Linked DNA regions of Homo sapiens: region 1 is linked to region 2. Evidence: chromatin loops called from intact Hi-C (ENCODE). Cell type or tissue: CD14-positive monocyte. All regions are shown on one strand. Each heading gives the region's core, and the rest is flanking DNA. Links, peaks and the distances in the headings are about the cores only. Region 1 overlaps ZNF831 (zinc finger protein 831). Region 2 has its middle 45 kb from the start of SLMO2-ATP5E.

Region 1 (2,915 bases), core at 123-2,622, 120 kb after region 2:
TTATTTGAAGACAAATAAATCAGATGATCCAGTAGGGCTCCTCCAGATGGAAGGTCTATGAAGAATGCTGTCCAGTACAGTGGTCACTAGCCACACGTGGCTATTTAAATTCATTAAAGTGAAATACAATTTAAGACTCAGTTTCTCAGACACACTAACTACATTTCAAATGCACAATAGCTACATGGGCCTAATGGCTGCTGTATTTGTCAATGCAGATTACAGAACATTTCCATCATTGAAGAATAAACTGTTGGACAGTCTGTGAAGCAAGTAGTCAAGACCACGTAGCTTAAAACCTAATTGCAGCAACTATCCTTGACTAAGCCCTTGCTATGACTAAGCATCCTGGGAAGCATTTTGTGACCACCTCATTTAGTTCCTACAACAACCTCTGAAGCTAGGCGCATTATCCTGGGGAGGTGGGGGATGAGGTATGGAGGGATCAGGAGTTGCTCAGAGCTGACCAGCTAGTTAGAGGTTGAGCCCCGTGTTCTCCTGGGCACCCCACAGTGACTTTCCAGATTTTTCCAGGCATGTGCTCTCCAGGCTGGTTACTGCAAGCATGCTTCTCTCTTCTACAGGTACAAAGGGAATTTCTTGCAGAGCTGTGTTCAGCTGAGAGCCAGTAGACTTCGCACACCAACCTGGGTGCGAAGAAGAAGCCGCCACCCTCCCGCACTTGAGGGACTGAAGCCATGCAGGACCCCTGGGCAGACCTCTTCAGAAATAGCAGGTAATGCTCTCTTTGGAGGTGCATCCAGACTGGGCACTCGAAGGCACCCGCCCAAGGCATAGACACTGGGGATTTGGGATGGGCAGGAGTCAGCCCCAAGTGCCACAGGGGTCAGGCCCAAAAGGGAGAGTAACAGAGGCATGACGTCTATGAGACAATCAAAGTGACCCTAAACTAGTGGGGAGGGCATGTGGTAGAAGACGGAGAATTCAATATTGAGAAGTCACCAATATCCTTGAGTACTGGCCACCTGTGCCAAGCTCTGAACCAGGTGCAGGTTCCCTCCAGGACCCAGGAGAACATGAATCACAGCTCTTGGTGCCTCTAGTTTCACTATTTCTAAAAAGAAAGCTCACTCAGTTCTCTCTGCAGGGTCATTGTAAAGCTAAAGTGGGTCTGTGGATGGGCTTAAGAGCCCATGTGAAATAGAAAGATGAGTAGTTATGTGAGGCTGCAGGGTACATTGCTTACATGTGAAGTGGTAAGAGGCACACTCTTCACCATGCTTGGAAATAAATAAAAGGCGAACTAAGTGGGGCTGCTTCCTGGAAAAATGGCTATTTTAAGCTGCAATCACTGGGCAACCGGGGCAAATGGCTCAACTTCTCTGGATCTCAATTTCCTCTTCCTTTCTCCCCTCTCCCCAGCATTAAGGAGCTCAGCCTTAGCCTTGCTTGATTGTTGATTGGGAAAAATGAATACCCTGTGGGAAATGCTGCAGGGTCCCATCTGGCCAGCAGTGCCTGAATTACCATCCTTCTGTGGTTCATTGTTGTCTGTTTGGCTCAAGAGCTAACCCTTGGCTCTGTCTCATGCCTGAGGTCTTTGGCCCTGGGGGATCCTTTGCTGGGGCAACTCTGCCTCCACCTTTGTGTAGCTCCAGTGCCCCCTACAGGCAGATGGCACTTGAGTGCTCTCCCCACACCTCTGCTCCCCAACCCCCAGAGCCTTCCAGGGTAGGCAAGGACATGGAGTAGTCTTGTTTCCCAGAGAGAATTTAAATCCAGGCAAGAATTCATCTTACAGTTGGGGCCAGTTGTTGAAGAAGAAAGGTTGTTTTTGTTAAGGAAGGTCAAGGGTCAAGCCCCATGTGGGAGAGGCTGGGATGCAGGGGGTTGGGTAGGTGGAAATTCCATCAAGAAGCTGGCTCTGAGCTCTCTTCCTCATCTGTGGCTCTCAACCTCACCTCCATCTCCCTCCTCTGTATCCAGCGAAATTGCCCATTGGGCTGTGCTTGATACTGCCACGCCCCATGGAGGGCATCTCAGGGCTAAATGCTGGTCTGTACCACCAGGACAAGAGGATGTCTCCCCCATGCAAAGGCCAGGGGACCATGCAACTCTCTGCTTTCTCGTTGGGCCGTCCTGTGACAGGCACAGGTGCCATCGATATCACCTCTGTGCTCTCCAGGTGCCCTGTGGATGCCCCTCGTCTCTCCTTAAGAGTTTTCCAATGTATAACCCACAGCTGGGAATCCAGGTCCAGCCCAGCACCCTCTGAAGTGCCAACTCAGGGTACCTGGGAATTGTGCACAGAATTGTGTGTGTGTGGGTGACTTCCAGAGGCATGGGAACTCCAAGTACGAAGTGAGCCTCGGGGGTCATGGTACTTGCTGGCTGACTCCTCGTTCCCTGTTCCCATGGACTCTTCCCTCACTTTTGCCCCCATCAGCTCCAGTTCTTGAATTTTCCTTTATGGGGTAGAGCTTGGATGGAACCCCTGCTGAGACGCTGGCAGAGAGCTGGTAGCCCCCGCTACCTGGGAGGTTCTGATGGTCACTGGTGGAATCCAACAGAATCAGCCAGAGCTCTGCCAGTTGCCCCCATGGAGGAGCTTACCACCAGCTCTCTTCCCAGCACCTTAAGGACAGCCAAATGGAGCTGCTCCTGGAACTCCCCGTCAGCCTCCCTGCTTAGCTCCCCAGGCACTGGACTCGGCACTGTGACAGGGAGGGGAACTAAGGTGACCCCTGGTCTCGATAAATGTGGTACAGGACAAAGACAGACAGACTGACCCACTGTCCACCCCTTAGCTCAGATGCCACCGGGAACGACATTGGCAGATCTGTTTGCTTCCCCGGGACATCTCGTGTCTGTCTGTCTAGGATGTCGACGGTCTGTCAGTGTGAGATTCAAGGTGCAGCAATGCCTTGCAGACTCCAGCATGGATGACCAAGTAT
Region 2 (2,915 bases), core at 127-2,626:
AGCGTGAATTACTGTGAGTAGAGAATGCTGTTTGTATTCATTTTAGTGTCTGTTAGGAAGTTAGGCAGATAGTAATTTTAAAAAATGGGCTGGTAGAGTTTTGCTATTGATTTGTAAAGGTGACTTGTGTACCATGTGACAAGGTATGTAACTGATATGACTTATTCAGATGCAATCACAATTTAAAGATTTCATACATTTCTTTATAAATATTCCTTAATAATCCAGAAAATATCACATAAATACTCGTATAGTAAGAACGGAATTGTGAACTCCGTATTACTACTAGCCATTCTTAGCATGTGAATTCCAGAAGTGTTTTCCAAAATGGAAGGCACTGATGGAGATTTACTGTTCAGTATTGTAGGGGTTACCAAACTATGGCCCACAAGCCAAATCTGGCACGCTGGTTTGTTTTGTAAATAAAGTTTTATTGAAACACAGCCATGCCCACTTATTTACATATTGGCTCTGGCTGCTTTTGTGTTGTACCAGCAGAGTCTAGTCACTGCGGCAGGATCTTCTGGCCCCAGAATCTCAAATATTTTCTCTCTGGCCCTTTACAGAAAAGCTTGCCAACCTCTGGCTTGTAGAATCATTCAGAATTGTGATGATTTATATGTACTTTAATATCCACCGTGATAGCGAATTGGCAGATTAATTAATTTTGTTTCTCTTTGCTTTGTTACAGTCAAAATAAATTAGGTGTTTATTTTAGAACTTGTGGCTGATTAATGCTCAAAAACAAATAAGCAAAATCACTCATCAGAACTAAATACTCTGCAAGTTATTTTCACAAAAATAAACGAGGCGGAGAATAAACAGGACAAAAAATGGGTAATATAAATAATGAGACACTTATTCAAAGCTGAAGACTACCCTCAGGCTGCTAGGACAACTTAGGCTCTCACAAAAAACGATTAACCTTGCTCGGAATGCATTCGCCCTCTTTTCTGTGAAGTAAACATTTCTTGTCAAAGGCATCCTGACAGTGGTAATTAAGTTCAGAAAGTTCTATACTGAGTGGGAGATGTGCCTGTATTGCTTGACTTTTTTTTTTTTTTTTTAATGAGAAGACAACATCTCATGGTAGAGAGCTGAACTTTCAATTTTACAGGCGAATTCTACCAGTTTATAAATTTGGGATGCAACTGTAAATAAATACATAATAAATGTTCTCTAAAATACAAGATATAGGTAATAAGAGTTAAGAGGAAAATAATTGCAGTGATCAAAACAAAATTTAAAAATAGAGGTAAAATGAATGGCTTGGAGCATCTCATAGGCTGGGAGAATGCTCTGAACCCATGCATCGCCCCGGTCAGAAGGACCACCAGGGGGCGCCTTGTTTCTAAGCTTTCCCTAGGGGTTGTTCTTGGTTAAGATTCCTGGATTGGTAAAGATTCTTTGCCGTGTTTGGAGAGATCCTGAAACTGATTAATCAACTCTGAGGCTTTCAGTTCCTTGCCAATGATCCAACAGATCCATCCCAGTGGGATGGTTATGTCCCTTAGATTTAGGAACCTGTATTTTAATTAATATAGCTTTCAAGCTACAAAGTTTTGTAAAACCTATAGTCAAGTGCAGCCCTGGATCTTTTTCATATGAATTTGTGCTTAGGTTAAGATTTATTCCCCGAAGAACTGTTTATGGAAAACCAGAGGATGTATATTAGAGTTCTGGGAATCTAGTGTCTCTTTTCTTCATCCTCAGAGTATGTGACCTTGAGCCAATGGCTTGACCTCCTCAGGCTCCAACTTCCCTAACTGCCACTTTTGCAAGCTGAGTTTATAAACATGAGTTGAGATAATGCCTGTGGAATGTCTGGCACATAGTGGGTGCTTCATACCCTTTATCAAGTTTCTGTTATCCTTTATTGTATTAAAACAAATAACAGAGATCCAGGGTTTTATGTTCATGCCTGTTAAATTTCTTCCTAATTTCAGTTCATCTTTCATTTTCTTTTTCTTTTTTTCTTTTTTTTTGAGACGGGGTCTCGCTCTGTCACCCAGGCTGGAGTGCAGTGGCACGATCTTGGTTCACTGCAGCCTCTGCCTCCCAGGTTCAAGCAATTCTCCCACCTCAGCCTCTCGAGTAGTTGGGATTACAGGGGTGCACCACCACACTTGCCTGATTTTTGCATTTTTAGTAGAGACGGGGTTTCACCATGTTGGCCAGGCTGGCCTCAAACTCCTGACCTCAGGAGATCCACCCACCTCAGCCTCCCAAAGTGCTGGGATTACAGGTATGAACCACTGTGCCCGGCCTCAGTTCATCTTTCAATGGTAAAAATCCTTCTGAATCTTCATTTATTCTGACAAAGGACGAGTGTTCCCTTCCAGTCCTGGGATACCTCTAACTTGGATTTTCATTTTTCCAAGCCTTCATCCTAGTTCAACATTCACAGTCAAGTGGAGCTCCAAGGTGCAAAACCAGGCATTCTCCTTCCAGGTTGATAGCAACTGACACTTTTTGGGGAAAGCCTGTCATGAGTGATACATTGGGGAAGCCAAGGTCAAGGGCAAAGAGGGCAATGACCATCACTGGGGATGCTCACCGGGTCCTGGGCCTAAAGTCCACTCTCCCAGGTCCTCCTGCTTTCCTGTTGGATGCCAGTCACACACCCTGATCTTTTGGTGGCCCCTGGTGTCTTCCCACTTTGCTAAGCCTTTGATGGCTTGGTTCTGAGATGCATGTGTCCTCACTGCCTCAAATAGCGAAGAGGGACCCGTGTTGTCCATCTTTCGTCTGTGTCTGTTCTCCTCATTTCTCTGGGTGTACCATGTCCAGCGCTGAGGATTGGTTTTCTTCCTAACAGTCAAAACATTTGTCTCAGTCTGCCTTGGACAATCTGACTTTGTAGTGCTCACAGAGCTTTATCATTTGCCTCACAGTAGATGGAGTTTTTAAAGTCT

Evidence for each region. Peaks named below come from ENCODE experiments on the same cell type or tissue, not always from the same donor. Only the 100,000 strongest peaks of a DNase experiment are listed, where the experiment ranks them.
Region 1: a loop joins it to region 2, with 8 times the contacts of the local background. A loop is called at or near these places in 51 of 110 quality-filtered maps.

Annotation. Positions count from the first base shown.
Region 1 is chr20:59,206,321-59,209,235 of GRCh38, forward strand. ZNF831 (zinc finger protein 831) reads left to right here. Exons shown (of 6, transcript NM_178457.3): 4 at 585-736. Among named protein-coding and RNA genes, the nearest start is that of ZNF831, 44 kb to the left of the region's middle. In CD14-positive monocyte, for the core only: CTCF peaks have their summits at 1,653 (motif pointing left) and 1,852; a DNase peak (open chromatin) is centred at 1,631.
Region 2 is chr20:59,086,686-59,089,600 of GRCh38, forward strand. No RefSeq gene overlaps it. Among named protein-coding and RNA genes, the nearest start is that of SLMO2-ATP5E, 45 kb to the left of the region's middle. In CD14-positive monocyte, for the core only: CTCF peaks have their summits at 1,356 (motif pointing right) and 1,562; a DNase peak (open chromatin) is centred at 1,346; H3K27me3 peaks cover 249 bases.